Regions from separate parts of the Mus musculus genome. Here all the other regions are linked to region 2. The links are chromatin loops, found by intact Hi-C in ENCODE. Cell type or tissue: heart. All regions are shown on one strand.

Evidence for each region. Hi-C counts contacts between places; a loop is a spot of excess contacts. Peaks named below come from ENCODE experiments on the same cell type or tissue, not always from the same donor. Only the 100,000 strongest peaks of a DNase experiment are listed, where the experiment ranks them.
Region 1: it touches region 2 in a loop (7-fold over the local background); 10 of 42 quality-filtered maps call a loop at or near these places.
Region 3: a loop joins it to region 2, with 2.3 times the contacts of the local background. A loop is called at or near these places in 13 of 42 quality-filtered maps.

The regions. Positions count from the first base shown.
Region 1 is chr16:32,330,715-32,333,214 of GRCm38, forward strand. Ubxn7 (UBX domain protein 7) reads left to right here and starts at 1,538. Exons shown (of 11, transcript NM_177633.4): 1 at 1,538-1,646. The coding sequence starts at 1,574. In heart, no CTCF peak of the experiment used is centred here; DNase peaks (open chromatin) are centred at 1,497 and 2,087; H3K4me3 peaks cover 1,900 bases; H3K27ac peaks cover 1,849 bases.
Region 2 is chr16:32,275,966-32,278,465 of GRCm38, forward strand. It overlaps Rnf168 (ring finger protein 168), which reads left to right and starts at 1,496. Exons shown (of 6, transcript NM_027355.2): 1 at 1,496-2,450. The coding sequence starts at 2,144. In heart, no CTCF peak of the experiment used is centred here; a DNase peak (open chromatin) is centred at 1,526; H3K4me3 peaks cover 1,499 bases; H3K27ac peaks cover 1,781 bases.
Region 3 is chr16:32,458,880-32,461,379 of GRCm38, forward strand. All of the region lies in intron 3 of Pcyt1a (phosphate cytidylyltransferase 1, choline, alpha isoform), which reads left to right. Among named protein-coding and RNA genes, the nearest start is that of Slc51a, 28 kb to the right of the region's middle. In heart, CTCF peaks have their summits at 1,052 (motif pointing left) and 1,842 (motif pointing left); no DNase peak of the experiment used is centred here.

The sequences.
Region 1 (2,500 bases), 55 kb after region 2:
GGAAAATGAGTAAGGAGGTAGAGGTGGATATGATCAAGATACCCGATAAACATATATGAAACCATCAAAGTATAAATAAAAACTATCCTAAATAACTGAAATTGGTCAGGATTTCTATTGTTGTCATGAAACACCTTGGCCATAAAGCAAGTTGGGGAGGAAAGGGTTTATTTGGCTTATACTTCTACATTGCTGTTAACCACTGAAAAAACAGGGCAGGAACCTGGAGGCAGGAGCTGAGGTAGAGGCCATGGAGGGGTGCTGTTAACTGGTTTGCTTCCCATGGTGTGCTAGCCTGCTTGCTTATAAAAGCAGGGACCACCAGTCCAGGCATGGCACCGCCCATAGGCGGGCCCACTTTCACTGGTCACTCACTGAGAAAATACAGCTGGATCTCATGGAGGCTTTTCCTCCCCTGAGGCTCCTTTTTCTCTCACGACTCTAGCTTGTGTCAAGTTGACACACCAGCAATGCAATAAGTATTTAGAATTGTGCAAGTTACACACTATTACCTTATTTAAAAATAAAGTATGAAAACTAAGCTAAATGCCCCTTTCTTTTTTCTTTCTTTTGTTTTTTTAAAGATTTATTTATTTAAATGTAAGTACACTGTAGCTGTCTTCAGACATTCTAGAAAAGGGCATCAGACCTCATTACGGATGGTTGTGAGCCACCATGTAGTTGCTGGGATTTGAACTGAGGACCTTGGGAAGAGCAGTCAGTGCTCTCAACTGCCGAGTCATCTCATCAGCCCTCCTAATGCCCCTTTCATCATGTTTTTTTTTCGAGACAGAGTTTTTCTGTGTAGCCCTGGCTGTCCTTGTCATTCTGTAGACCAAGCTGGCCTCAAACTCAGAAATCCGCCTGCCTCAGTCTCCCAAGTGCTGGGATTAAAGGAATGTGCCACCACTGCCCGGCTCATCAAGTTCTTTTTTAGTTGTAACTATTATCGGTGTTTTCAGGACCACTTTCCAGTGTTCTCTTTATTTTATTTACTGTATCTGCATATATCTTTGTTTAAGGATAAAAAACAACTCCCCCCCCAAAAAACCTCCCGATTTAATATCTTTAGAAAGTAAGAATGAGCCTGGGGGGAGATATACTGAGACATTTGTTGAAGAAAAACAGAGCGAACAATCATTTACTAAAGTCTACTATAGACTGGTTCATTTTTTACTAAGCTATTAACTTACACTTTAGAATTTAAGAAACGTCACATAAAACCAAACAAAATACCTACTTTATGTGAAACCCTGAGCGTTTCATCAAGAGTTTGGTATTTCAGGTCTGAAGATTCTTTGGGATGTTGGGATTCAATGCGGTACTTAGGAGGATATCTCCGGAATTCAGAGAAGGCACCAAATGTTTCAAAGAATAGCTACCAGCCAGCAGCACAGGCTTCAAACCAAAGCGGCGGCTCGCGGAGAGTACGCCTGCGCAAAACGCGCACAGACAGGGAGAGGGCGGAGCTTCGGGCCTGCCAGTGCGCCTGCGCACAGCACGCCGCGGAGTGGGGGAGGGAGCCCCGTGTGTGTCTGTGTTGTTGTTCCGCGGCGGCGGCGGCGGCGGTAAGATGGCTGCCCACGGGGGCTCCGCGGCGTCGTCGGCGCTGAAGGGGTTAATCCAGCAGTTCACCGCCATCACCGGTAAGAGACGCGGTTACGGGAAGGTGAAGAGTCGGCTACGGGGAGGCTGTCGGGGCTGTCCCGGGCTTCGCCTCACCTTGGTGCATTCCTCACTCGGGCTCTCCCCTCAGCTCCTGCCCTCTCCTGAGGCACAGGCGACGACGGCGGCGGCGGCCGGGGTCTGCGGTTCAGGCGGGAGGCAGGTTTCCCCCGCCCCCACCCCGCGCGTGCCCCTCAGTCCCTGGATTCGGTCTCCCCTTATTCCCAGACAGGCCCCCCACGCCCCCAGCCGGTCCAGTACAGGGGATGGGCCGAGCCCGCGGTGCCAGGGGCCCGGGACCTGCGGGCCGGAGGAGTAGGGGGCCGCACCCGGGCCACCGCCCTCTTCCTCCCTCATCACCTCCTCTCGGTATCGTGCTGCCCGCGGACCAGGCGGTGCAGTCCGTTCCCCCCATGCCATCCTCTCTTCCCGGCCAGGTCATCGTCCCTGTCCCTCGGCCCCGGCCTACCCTTCCCCTCGCTGGGCCCCCCCGGAGCCTTGGCGGTGGCCCTGCCGTGTGAGGGCCGTCTCGCTTTAACGGTGAGGCGGGTGGGTTCTGCTGCGCCTTCACACATCCCGGGGGACTTGCCGCCGGGAACAAGGGGTGCGGAGGGGCACCTTAGGGACCGAGGGTTTCACATAGGAATAGGGGGGGGGGGAACCCTGAGCTTAGTGTGTGTGTGAGGCCTAAAGTAATCCTGGGTGGCCTTTCCCACCTCCTCATAATAAAACCAAACATCGAGACGATGGCGCCCGAGTCTTTGCTGATAAAATGGGGATGGCGGCAGAAACTTCTTGCAGAGAAATCTGTTTCTAGGTGTCAGTATCCGTGAAA
Region 2 (2,500 bases):
TACTTTCTGCCAAGCTTGTGGGCCTTAAGTCGTTAGAAAGGAAGCTGAAGACCTCAGTGGACTGTGACACAGAAAGAAGTATAAATGCCAAGTTGTCACAGATCTGAGGAACAGAAACCATAACCAAGGCAACTCTTTCTTTTTTTTCTCTCTCTTTTTTTGGTTTGGTTTTTCTGAGACAGGGTTTCTCTGTATAGCCCTGGCTGTCCTGGATCTCACTTTGTAGACCAGGCTGGGATTGAACTCAGAAATCCACCTGCCTCTGCCTCCCGAGTGCTGGGATTAAAGGCGTGTGCCACCACGCCTGGCCACAAGGCAACTCTTATGACAATATTTAATCAGGGCTGGCTTACAAATTGAGAGGTTCAATCCATTATCAAGGTGCCAGAGCATGGCAACATCCAGGCAGGCATGGTGCAGGAGGAGCTGAGAGTTCTACATTTTCATCTGAAGGCTGCTAGCAGAATACTGCTTCCAGGCAGCTAGGATGAGGGTCTTAAAGCCCACACCCATAGTGACTCACCTACTCCAACTGGGCCACACCTTCTAATAGTCCCATTCCCTGGGCCAAGGATATGCAAACCATCACAGACTCCAACTCCAGGTCCTCCTGTTTCTGCCTCTGCCTTTGCTACCTAAATGCCTCAATTACAAGACACACGTGTCCATGCCTAGTTCAGAGGTCCTTCCTTCCTTCCTTCCTTCCTTTTTGAAACAGAGTCTCTTACTAAACTCACTGTATAGACCAGGCTGATCTCTACCTCACAGAGACCCTCCTGCCTCTGCCTGCAATGTTTTGGGAACCAGCTGACCAATTGAGGAAGGGTCTCATATAGCCCAGGTTGACCTGGAACCAGTTATGTAGCCAAGGCTAGTTTATAATAATCCTTTTGTGACTACTTCCCAAATGCTGGGATTGATTATAGAAATGGGTCTCTTGTTGAGTTCTTCAGACTCCACATACCAAACCCAATAGGCATTTACTCATGCTAAAGTCTGGGGTAGAGGGCCCAAGCCAAGCACCCCCAAAACAAGAGGGAAAGCAATAACAGCCAAATCTCTACATTGCTGTTTTAGCCAGTACCATAAGGATATCACCCCCACCTTATTTAACCTTTACAAGGATTCTTTGAAACCACAGGTGTAACTCTTTGTTGCTGCTCTCCTTGAGCGTCACTTGTCTATAAGGCCAATATCTGCTGCTCATTCTATAAAATGCTAGTGTTGCAAATAAATGCTAAGAAAAATCTTTAAGGTAAATTTGTTGTAATTTCTTCTTTTAGCACTAAGAACTTTAGAAAGCTTTGTTAGGAGAAGGGTAGCCTAAAGAATACTGAAAGAATAATTACAAAAATTCCTGTTCGGATCTTGGTTTAGAGAGTTACTTGAGTAAGCAAGATTCTGCAGCCTACAGTAGCCGAGCGACCAAAAGCGGGAGGAGTTGCTACTAGCAGGCTAGGCGGGAACGCAGACGCAGCTCCCGGAAGTCCCGCCCGACTGAGCGGTTCCTTGGGGGAAGACGTGCCGTTTTGGCGGGGAATTGTGACGTCCGTGGAGCCCGGGTACCTGCTCCGGCCGCGGCCAGTAGACCGATTGGCAGGACAGCGGGTGCGAGCGGCTGGGTCTCGGGACCCGGGGGGTACCGCGAGGTGTTCCAGAAGCTGGAGCGTGGGCACTGGAGGGCTGCCTCCACCGCAACGGCGAGACGGAAGTCCCGCGGCGGCCCGAGCCCGGATTCCGGGCGGTACCGGGTGCTCTGGGAGCGGCGGTGCCCGGGCTTCCGGCTCTGGCAAGCCCGGCCGCCTCGCGCGTAGAGGCGGGTCCTCACCGCGTAAGAAGGGGAGCTGGATGAGCGCTTGTGTGGCGCGGGGAGACAGAACCACTCTCCGCCCCGAGGCCGCCGACTCCCGGAGGAACGTTCTTTCATTCCCTTGCTGGACTCAGGGCATAACTGTTGACCTGACATCACAGCTCCTGCTTGTCTCGGGCCCGTGGGAACTCAGGCCTTCTGGATCTCAGTCCGCTGCTGTGTGTGAGAGTAAACACCAAACGGCTCGCTGCTTTTCTCCGTTCTGGGCGTGATTAGGCGAAAGACGACTTTAGTCCCTTTCTGATTTTAACGTTGGGTAGGTCTCATTAGCATATGAAGATGGCTGCACCTAAAACCTCCATCCCTTCCTTAGCCGAATGTCAGTGCGGGATCTGTATGGAAATCCTCCTAGAGCCTGTAACCCTACCTTGCAACCACACGCTCTGTAACCCATGCTTCCAGTCCACTGTTGAAAAGGCCAATCTATGCTGTCCCTTCTGTCGTCGCCGGGTCTCTTCGTGGACTCGGTACCATACCCGAAGAAATTCTCTGGTCAATACAGACCTGTGGGAGATTATTCAAAAACACTATGCAAAGGAATGCAAGCTTAGAATCTCTGGACAAGAATCAAAGGAAATCAGTAAGTAAAATTAAGCATGTTTATTGGGTAAAACGGCCCAAAATCCCTTT
Region 3 (2,500 bases), 180 kb after region 2:
ACCTTTACGTTATAGGACAATAGTAAATAAACATCAATAGGACAATGCCATAGCTCCATGGTAAAGCAGGTGCAGGGATCCCTGGGTTTTTAATTCTTAGTATCAAAAGAAAACCACAGCAGGTGGCAGCAGCACAAACCTTTAATCTCAGCACTCCGGAGGCAGAGGCTTGGAGGATCTCGCTGAGTTCGAGGCCAGCCTGATCTACAGAGTAAGTTCCAGGCCAGCCTGATCTACAGAGTAAGTTCCAGGACAGCCAGAGCTACACAGAGAAACCCTATCTCAAAGGAAGGAAGAAACACACTTATTATTTTCTATTATATTGTCCTGTTTTACTTAATTCTAATGTTTGGGCCAGCAAGATTGATTCATAGGTAAAGGAGCTTGCCGCCAAGCCCATCAGCCTGAGTTCAGTCCCCAGACCCCACACAGTGGCTCCCACAAGTGTCCTCTGTTCTCTATGTGTCTCCATGGTGTGCTTGCATATGCTTGCTCTCTGTCTCTTTCTTTTATACCCATACACACATACTAGATAAAAGCAAAAATTTCAGTAAGAATGTATTTCCTGTATTATAACCTGATGTGGCACCCACAGCACTGAAAGAACGCAGATTGAGAAGTCTTCCTCTCAGCCTGTCTCCCCGCCATCACGTCTCTCTTAACAGCAACCAGGACGATCAGCTTCTTGTGTCTGTCCAAGTACCTAGCTTATGGCTCCTGCACCATGTCATGGGCTCAGTTTTCCAGTAAAGTGTTGTCTCCACACCTTTGCTATTGCAAACAACGCCACAGTGAGAGTATGTCTGAAAGACCGTGTCCTGGAGTGACAGTGGCTGGCTCGAAGGAGCCAAGCATTTGCCATTTGTCTTTGATAAAGGTTGCTGAATTATGTTCCTATCAGCAATGTATGATTTCTCAGTTTAAATATTACATGTTTATGGATAGAGCTATTTTAAAAATCTAAACCTCTGGGCTGGCGAGATGGCTCAGCAGGTAAGAGCACTGACTGCTCTTCAATAATGAGATCTGATGCCCTCTTCTGGTGTATTTCAAGCCAGCTACAGTGTACCTGTACTATACATAGTATAATAATAAATAAATCTTTGGGCCTGAGCGAGCGGGCCGACTGGAGTGAGCAGGGTTGACTGGAGCAAGCAGAGGTCCTAAAAATTCAATTCCCAAGAACCACATGAAGGCTGACAACCATCTGTACAGCTACAGTGTACTCGCATACATTAAATAAATAAATCTTTAAAAAATTCCAAACCTCTTTTTAAAAAAAAGATTTATTTATTTTTATTTATTTGAGTACACTATAGCTGTCTTCAGACACACACCAGAAGAATGTATCAGATCCCATTACAGAGGGTTGTGAGCCACCATGTGGTTGTTGGGAATTGAACACAGGACCTCTGGAAGAGAAGTCAGTGCTCTTAACCACTGAGCCATCTCTCCAGCCCAAATCCAAACCTCTTGACAACCATTTTCCTTTTCCCTGATCCACAGCCCTTAAGAGGCTTTTTTGATTTGTTTTGTTTTAGTGCTGTGTTTTTGAGACAGATTTTCTCTTTGTAGCCTTTGCTGTCTTCAAACTCAAAGAAATCTGCCTGCCTCTGCCTTCTTAGTGTAGGATTAAAGGCATGCGCAACCACCACCAGGCAAGAGGTTTTATTTGGCAGTAATCATGCCCTGGATAAACCTCACTGGCTGAGATACTGCTGTGCAAAGCTTACAGCCCCCGGGACAAGGGGAGAAGTATGTCTCCAGGCTTCAGTTCTGTCAATCAGACGGGACTCTGGTCCTTCTTTCCTTAAGAGGTGGCCATGTTCCTACTGCTGCCCTCTGCTGCCACCGTGAAATAAGTTCCTCTTTTAGTGTCCTTAGGCTCCTGGACTTGCTCATTTGAAACACAATGAGCAATATGTTTATTTGACCCTGGAATTGGTCTCATGCACTTGCAGATGATTTCCTGGCTTTTCTTTTCATAGGCCACTACAGTTATTACAAATAACTCAACAGACAGTTCTTTTTTATCCTAATTAATGGGAAAAGGAAAAGATCTGCTTGTCTCGGCCTTCCAAGCACTGGTATTAAATACATGCTTTACCATGCCTAGCTAGGATTTATTTTCAAAGCAAAGTGTTACTTATTAGTAATCAAGGCAAACTGAAAATGAGAATGTTAGCAGTCAGAGCGGAGTTTTACATTCTGTTTAAACAAACCTGAAATGTCGTAAATTACAGGGAGAGGGTTAGGGAGCTGAAGAGATGGTGTAGTGGTTAAAAGACCCCAGTTCAGGTCCCAGCACCTATGGTGGGCAGTTCCCAGTCGCCTAGGAGTCTGGCTCCAGGCAGTTGGATGCCTCTGGGATAGGTACTTGCATTTACATGCACACACCTCCTCCATACATATATTAAAAGTTCATCTTTTCTTAAGGCAAGGATTTTGAAGTTCAGGATATGTATTCATTGACTAAATATTTAATATATCTTAGGTGGCA